Regions from separate parts of the Homo sapiens genome. Here region 1 is linked to region 2. Evidence: chromatin loops called from intact Hi-C (ENCODE). Cell type or tissue: dorsolateral prefrontal cortex. All regions are shown on one strand. Each heading gives the region's core, and the rest is flanking DNA. Links, peaks and the distances in the headings are about the cores only. Region 1 overlaps RARA (retinoic acid receptor alpha). Region 2 overlaps CDC6 (cell division cycle 6).

Region 1 (2,905 bases), core at 103-2,602, 52 kb after region 2:
TAATTAAAATTAAACTCAATTCAGTTCCTCAGTTGCATTAGCCACATTTCAAGTACTCAGTAGACGCATGTGGCTGGTGGCTGAGGTATGGATGGTGCAGACGTAGAACCTTTCCATCATTGTAGAAAATTCTATCAGACAGCATTGCTCCGGCCACCTGCCAGGTGGTCCTCCGGGAGTGCTGGTGCGGAGTGCTGGTGCCGAGTGCTCAGAGTGGGTTCGGGTTCAGTCCCTGAACCCAAGCATCCTCTGCACCCAGATCCTGCGGATCTGCACGCGGTACACGCCCGAGCAGGACACCATGACCTTCTCGGACGGGCTGACCCTGAACCGGACCCAGATGCACAACGCTGGCTTCGGCCCCCTCACCGACCTGGTCTTTGCCTTCGCCAACCAGCTGCTGCCCCTGGAGATGGATGATGCGGAGACGGGGCTGCTCAGCGCCATCTGCCTCATCTGCGGAGGTGGGCAGGGGGCCTGGGTCTGGGGGCTGGGCTGGGACGGGGGTGCAGCCCTGGAGTCTCTTCCAGGGAGCTCTTTCAGGCCACCTCTGTTAGGTATCTCTAGAGGGCAGGGTCTGGTCTGCAACTACACAGCAAGGGGGCCATGTGGGGCCTGGACTCCTGTTCCCGATTTCTGGGCAACACCCCTTCTAGGGAGGTTAAGAGTGAGGGTTTGAGGGTCGGACCAACCAGGGTCACCTCCTGGCCGATGCATGACCCTGAGCAGGTTGCTGAACTTCTCTGGGCCTCCGTTTCTGTACAGTGGGGGCGGTAACGGTCTCTAGCTCATGAAGTTGATGGGAGGATTACGGTGGTAACAGATACTGTGCAGGTGCCCAGAGCGAGCTCCAGTGCTTGTTAGTTGCTATTTTATTGTTGTGATTTCTGCCATTTCATCTGGTTTCCAGAATAACAGGGGGGAGTGGGAGCCTGCCTGGGAACCCTCTCCCTGCTTGAGGATGGCACTGCCCATTTGGGGTCCCATCCCACTAACTGGGCTCAGGGAGGGTTTGGGGCACCCCCTCACCCTCAGCTCCCGTTGCTCCCTTTTAAGGGCCTCTGTACCCTGCGGCAGCAGAGACCCCATGCCCTGCCCTGTGTGGGGAGGCGCCTGCGAGCTGCCCTCCTCCATGGCCTGGGCAGGCACGCCCCCCGGTGGCCGAGGCTGGGGGTGCAGCTGTGTTCCCAGCTGCTCAGGGGGTGGTTCTGCTTCCTCAGACCGCCAGGACCTGGAGCAGCCGGACCGGGTGGACATGCTGCAGGAGCCGCTGCTGGAGGCGCTAAAGGTCTACGTGCGGAAGCGGAGGCCCAGCCGCCCCCACATGTTCCCCAAGATGCTAATGAAGATTACTGACCTGCGAAGCATCAGCGCCAAGGGTGAGGCTCACAGACCTGGAGGGGTACCGGCCCCCGACACCTGGCCCAGGCCCCCACATCCAAGCCAGCACCCCATGTCTTTGTGCCAGGACAATACGACACCTGTCCCCATCTGTGTCTAGGCTGAGGTCCCCTAGTGACTCCACTTTGCCGAGGTGGCCCGCCTGTGTCACCTTTGTGTGGTAGTTCAGATCGTGGCTCTGGAACCAGACACGTGGGTGTGTGTCCTTGTGTGGGTCACTCAACAGCTCCTAGCTACAGTTTCCCTTCCGAGGGCGGGGATAACATTCGTGTTTACAGAGGGGTCGGGATGATCCCTAGCACACAGCACAGGGGAAGGAAGGGCTTGGCGTCTAGCCCAGGCCGGCAGTCTGGCCCTGGAGCCGGAGTTCGGGACCACTTTGCCCCATTGCCACCAGCCTCTGGACCTGGGGGCTTAAGAGAGCTGGCTCGTGTCAAAGAACTGAATCCCAAGAAAGATGCTAATATCAGCAGTATTGATCTTCCCACCTCGAGCCAGGCTTGCTGGGGCTGGGGGTGGGAGGGCTGGCCCAGCGTGCTGACCTCTGCCCCCTCCTTTCCTGCAGGGGCTGAGCGGGTGATCACGCTGAAGATGGAGATCCCGGGCTCCATGCCGCCTCTCATCCAGGAAATGTTGGAGAACTCAGAGGGCCTGGACACTCTGAGCGGACAGCCGGGGGGTGGGGGGCGGGACGGGGGTGGCCTGGCCCCCCCGCCAGGCAGCTGTAGCCCCAGCCTCAGCCCCAGCTCCAACAGAAGCAGCCCGGCCACCCACTCCCCGTGACCGCCCACGCCACATGGACACAGCCCTCGCCCTCCGCCCCGGCTTTTCTCTGCCTTTCTACCGACCATGTGACCCCGCACCAGCCCTGCCCCCACCTGCCCTCCCGGGCAGTACTGGGGACCTTCCCTGGGGGACGGGGAGGGAGGAGGCAGCGACTCCTTGGACAGAGGCCTGGGCCCTCAGTGGACTGCCTGCTCCCACAGCCTGGGCTGACGTCAGAGGCCGAGGCCAGGAACTGAGTGAGGCCCCTGGTCCTGGGTCTCAGGATGGGTCCTGGGGGCCTCGTGTTCATCAAGACACCCCTCTGCCCAGCTCACCACATCTTCATCACCAGCAAACGCCAGGACTTGGCTCCCCCATCCTCAGAACTCACAAGCCATTGCTCCCCAGCTGGGGAACCTCAACCTCCCCCCTGCCTCGGTTGGTGACAGAGGGGGTGGGACAGGGGCGGGGGGTTCCCCCTGTACATACCCTGCCATACCAACCCCAGGTATTAATTCTCGCTGGTTTTGTTTTTATTTTAATTTTTTTGTTTTGATTTTTTTAATAAGAATTTTCATTTTAAGCACATTTATACTGAAGGAATTTGTGCTGTGTATTGGGGGGAGCTGGATCCAGAGCTGGAGGGGGTGGGTCCGGGGGAGGGAGTGGCTCGGAAGGGGCCCCCACTCTCCTTTCATGTCCCTGTGCCCCCCAGTTCTCCTCCTCAGCCTTTTCCTCC
Region 2 (2,905 bases), core at 163-2,662:
CTTGGAAGCCAGGGGCATTTTAGGATTAAAGAGAAACAAGGAAACCCGTTTGACAAAGGTACAACTGCTTTTTTGTGACAGTGTTTTTAATTGTCCTATTTTGTAGAGTGATGCTAAAGTAAAGGTTTATTGTTAAACAAGATGACCACAGTTAGTTAAACAAGTCGTTTTTTGTTAGGTAAGGTTTAAGGTGTGTAAAGATGGGAGTGTGATATGAATATTTTTTCAAGCCATTGGAAAAAAAAGTGTTTAACTTGCTTGCCTTTTGTGAGAAAAAGTTTAATATGGTAGAAGTTTGTATACTGACAACTTTGCTTTTGTGAGTTCCCCAGTGTGAAAAATCCTTTTCTCTTCTTTCCAGGTGTTTTTCAAGATTGAAGAGAAAGAAATAGAACATGCTCTGAAAGATAAAGCTTTAATTGGAAATATCTTAGCTACTGGATTGCCTTAAATTCTTCTCTTACACCCCACCCGAAAGTATTCAGCTGGCATTTAGAGAGCTACAGTCTTCATTTTAGTGCTTTACACATTCGGGCCTGAAAACAAATATGACCTTTTTTACTTGAAGCCAATGAATTTTAATCTATAGATTCTTTAATATTAGCACAGAATAATATCTTTGGGTCTTACTATTTTTACCCATAAAAGTGACCAGGTAGACCCTTTTTAATTACATTCACTACTTCTACCACTTGTGTATCTCTAGCCAATGTGCTTGCAAGTGTACAGATCTGTGTAGAGGAATGTGTGTATATTTACCTCTTCGTTTGCTCAAACATGAGTGGGTATTTTTTTGTTTGTTTTTTTTGTTGTTGTTGTTTTTGAGGCGCGTCTCACCCTGTTGCCCAGGCTGGAGTGCAATGGCGCGTTCTCTGCTCACTACAGCACCCGCTTCCCAGGTTGAAGTGATTCTCTTGCCTCAGCCTCCCGAGTAGCTGGGATTACAGGTGCCCACCACCGCGCCCAGCTAATTTTTTAATTTTTAGTAGAGACAGGGTTTTACCATGTTGGCCAGGCTGGTCTTGAACTCCTGACCCTCAAGTGATCTGCCCACCTTGGCCTCCCTAAGTGCTGGGATTATAGGCGTGAGCCACCATGCTCAGCCATTAAGGTATTTTGTTAAGAACTTTAAGTTTAGGGTAAGAAGAATGAAAATGATCCAGAAAAATGCAAGCAAGTCCACATGGAGATTTGGAGGACACTGGTTAAAGAATTTATTTCTTTGTATAGTATACTATGTTCATGGTGCAGATACTACAACATTGTGGCATTTTAGACTCGTTGAGTTTCTTGGGCACTCCCAAGGGCGTTGGGGTCATAAGGAGACTATAACTCTACAGATTGTGAATATATTTATTTTCAAGTTGCATTCTTTGTCTTTTTAAGCAATCAGATTTCAAGAGAGCTCAAGCTTTCAGAAGTCAATGTGAAAATTCCTTCCTAGGCTGTCCCACAGTCTTTGCTGCCCTTAGATGAAGCCACTTGTTTCAAGATGACTACTTTGGGGTTGGGTTTTCATCTAAACACATTTTTCCAGTCTTATTAGATAAATTAGTCCATATGGTTGGTTAATCAAGAGCCTTCTGGGTTTGGTTTGGTGGCATTAAATGGCAATTTGTGACTGAGACACCAGAGGGCACCCTTATAACATTGACTACTTTGAAAGGGGATGCTTGAGGCTGAGGTAGTTTTGAGGGAAAGGGGGAAGTTCTAGTTTGATTTGTTTGGGAGATTGCTGTCCTTTCATAACTGAAGCAAATGCTTGAAATGTAAACCATGTGTGATACGAATGATCTGAGAGCCAGTGACCAAGTCTGCTTTTCCCTGAGCTCTCCTGCTGCCGCCTCTACCTTTCTGACATGGCCTTCCATTTGGAACTTGATATGTGTACAAGTGATCTGTTGGCCACTGTTTCATTCATCCTGACCACTGTATCCGTGTAATGTGATCTGAGCTACAACAGGTGGTATGGGATAGAGGCAAGGAAAGCAGAGAGAGCCCTCTGAAATGAACACTACCCACTGGTGTGTGTAGCACATGATAGTCTGTAGGCATGAGTCTGAATGTTGTTCTCACACTCCTTTACTAGAGTATTCGTTCCCTCTGAAGGTAGTTTGAACATGGAAACACAGTTCTATACCTAGAAGGTTGGAAAGTGTCTGGGACTATAAGGGTTAACATGCATAATTGCAAAGATTGTCCGAAGGCTGATGGAAAGCAGAGACTGAATGGGATTGAGAACAGATGCGAAGCTTGATTTAAATTACATTTTATTGGATGCTGCAGCCTTAAGAGACGTGACTGCTTTACAGTTTGTTTCCACACTGTGGGCAGCTGCTGTCTGTTCTGTGTCCACAGTAGGATCCTGCCCAATAAGGAGCAGCCTCCCCACCTCATTGTGTTTGAGGCTTGGCGCCTTCCTCTTAACTGTAGGGCTTGAGTCAGGAACATGGCTTGACTCGCAGTGGGGCTGCTATGTATCCTCCCTGGCTTCCAGCCAAAATCACATTGGTAGATTCAAAGGGGCCAAATTTCTTTCCCCTCTATCTTTCCCTTTCCCCTGGTTTTGGAAATAGAGTTTTCTGTCTACTGATTTGTTAGTTTCCTTTTCTTCTCCCCTCACTGTCAATTTCTAGGTCATTGCTGCTCTTAAGACTTTAGCAGTTGGAACAGGGTTGGTTCTGTCAATGATGCATGAAGCAGACTTAGTGTCCCTGCTTGGCTTCTGCTGCCCTTGTGGGAGCAAAAGCTGATATATGTTTGTCAGTAAAGTCTTAAGTGTAATTCAGACTGCTGAGGAAGAAAGCCCTTTCCTTGCTGGCTTTTCTCCCTGAAGCTGAGAGCTTCAGGAAGGTGGTAGGAGTTTTAGTGGGATGGGATGGGATGGGCTTGTGGTTAGCAGTTT

What was found. A loop is a pair of places that touch in the nucleus more often than their neighbours do. Peaks named below come from ENCODE experiments on the same cell type or tissue, not always from the same donor. Only the 100,000 strongest peaks of a DNase experiment are listed, where the experiment ranks them.
Region 1: it touches region 2 in a loop (1.0-fold over the local background); 110 of 110 quality-filtered maps call a loop at or near these places.

Annotation. Positions count from the first base shown.
Region 1 is chr17:40,354,043-40,356,947 of GRCh38, forward strand. It overlaps RARA (retinoic acid receptor alpha), which reads left to right. Exons shown (of 9, transcript NM_000964.4): 7 at 260-464; 8 at 1,221-1,379; 9 at 1,967-2,905. The coding sequence ends at 2,184. Among named protein-coding and RNA genes, the nearest start is that of GJD3-AS1, 7.4 kb to the right of the region's middle. RefSeq lists a silencer at 1,051-1,120. In dorsolateral prefrontal cortex, for the core only: CTCF peaks have their summits at 1,159 (motif pointing left) and 1,367; a DNase peak (open chromatin) is centred at 1,159; H3K27ac peaks cover 356 bases.
Region 2 is chr17:40,301,551-40,304,455 of GRCh38, forward strand. It overlaps CDC6 (cell division cycle 6), which reads left to right. Exons shown (of 12, transcript NM_001254.4): 11 at 1-58; 12 at 362-2,905. The coding sequence ends at 451. Among named protein-coding and RNA genes, the nearest start is that of RARA, 6.2 kb to the right of the region's middle. In dorsolateral prefrontal cortex, for the core only: CTCF peaks have their summits at 1,633 (motif pointing right) and 1,836; no DNase peak of the experiment used is centred there.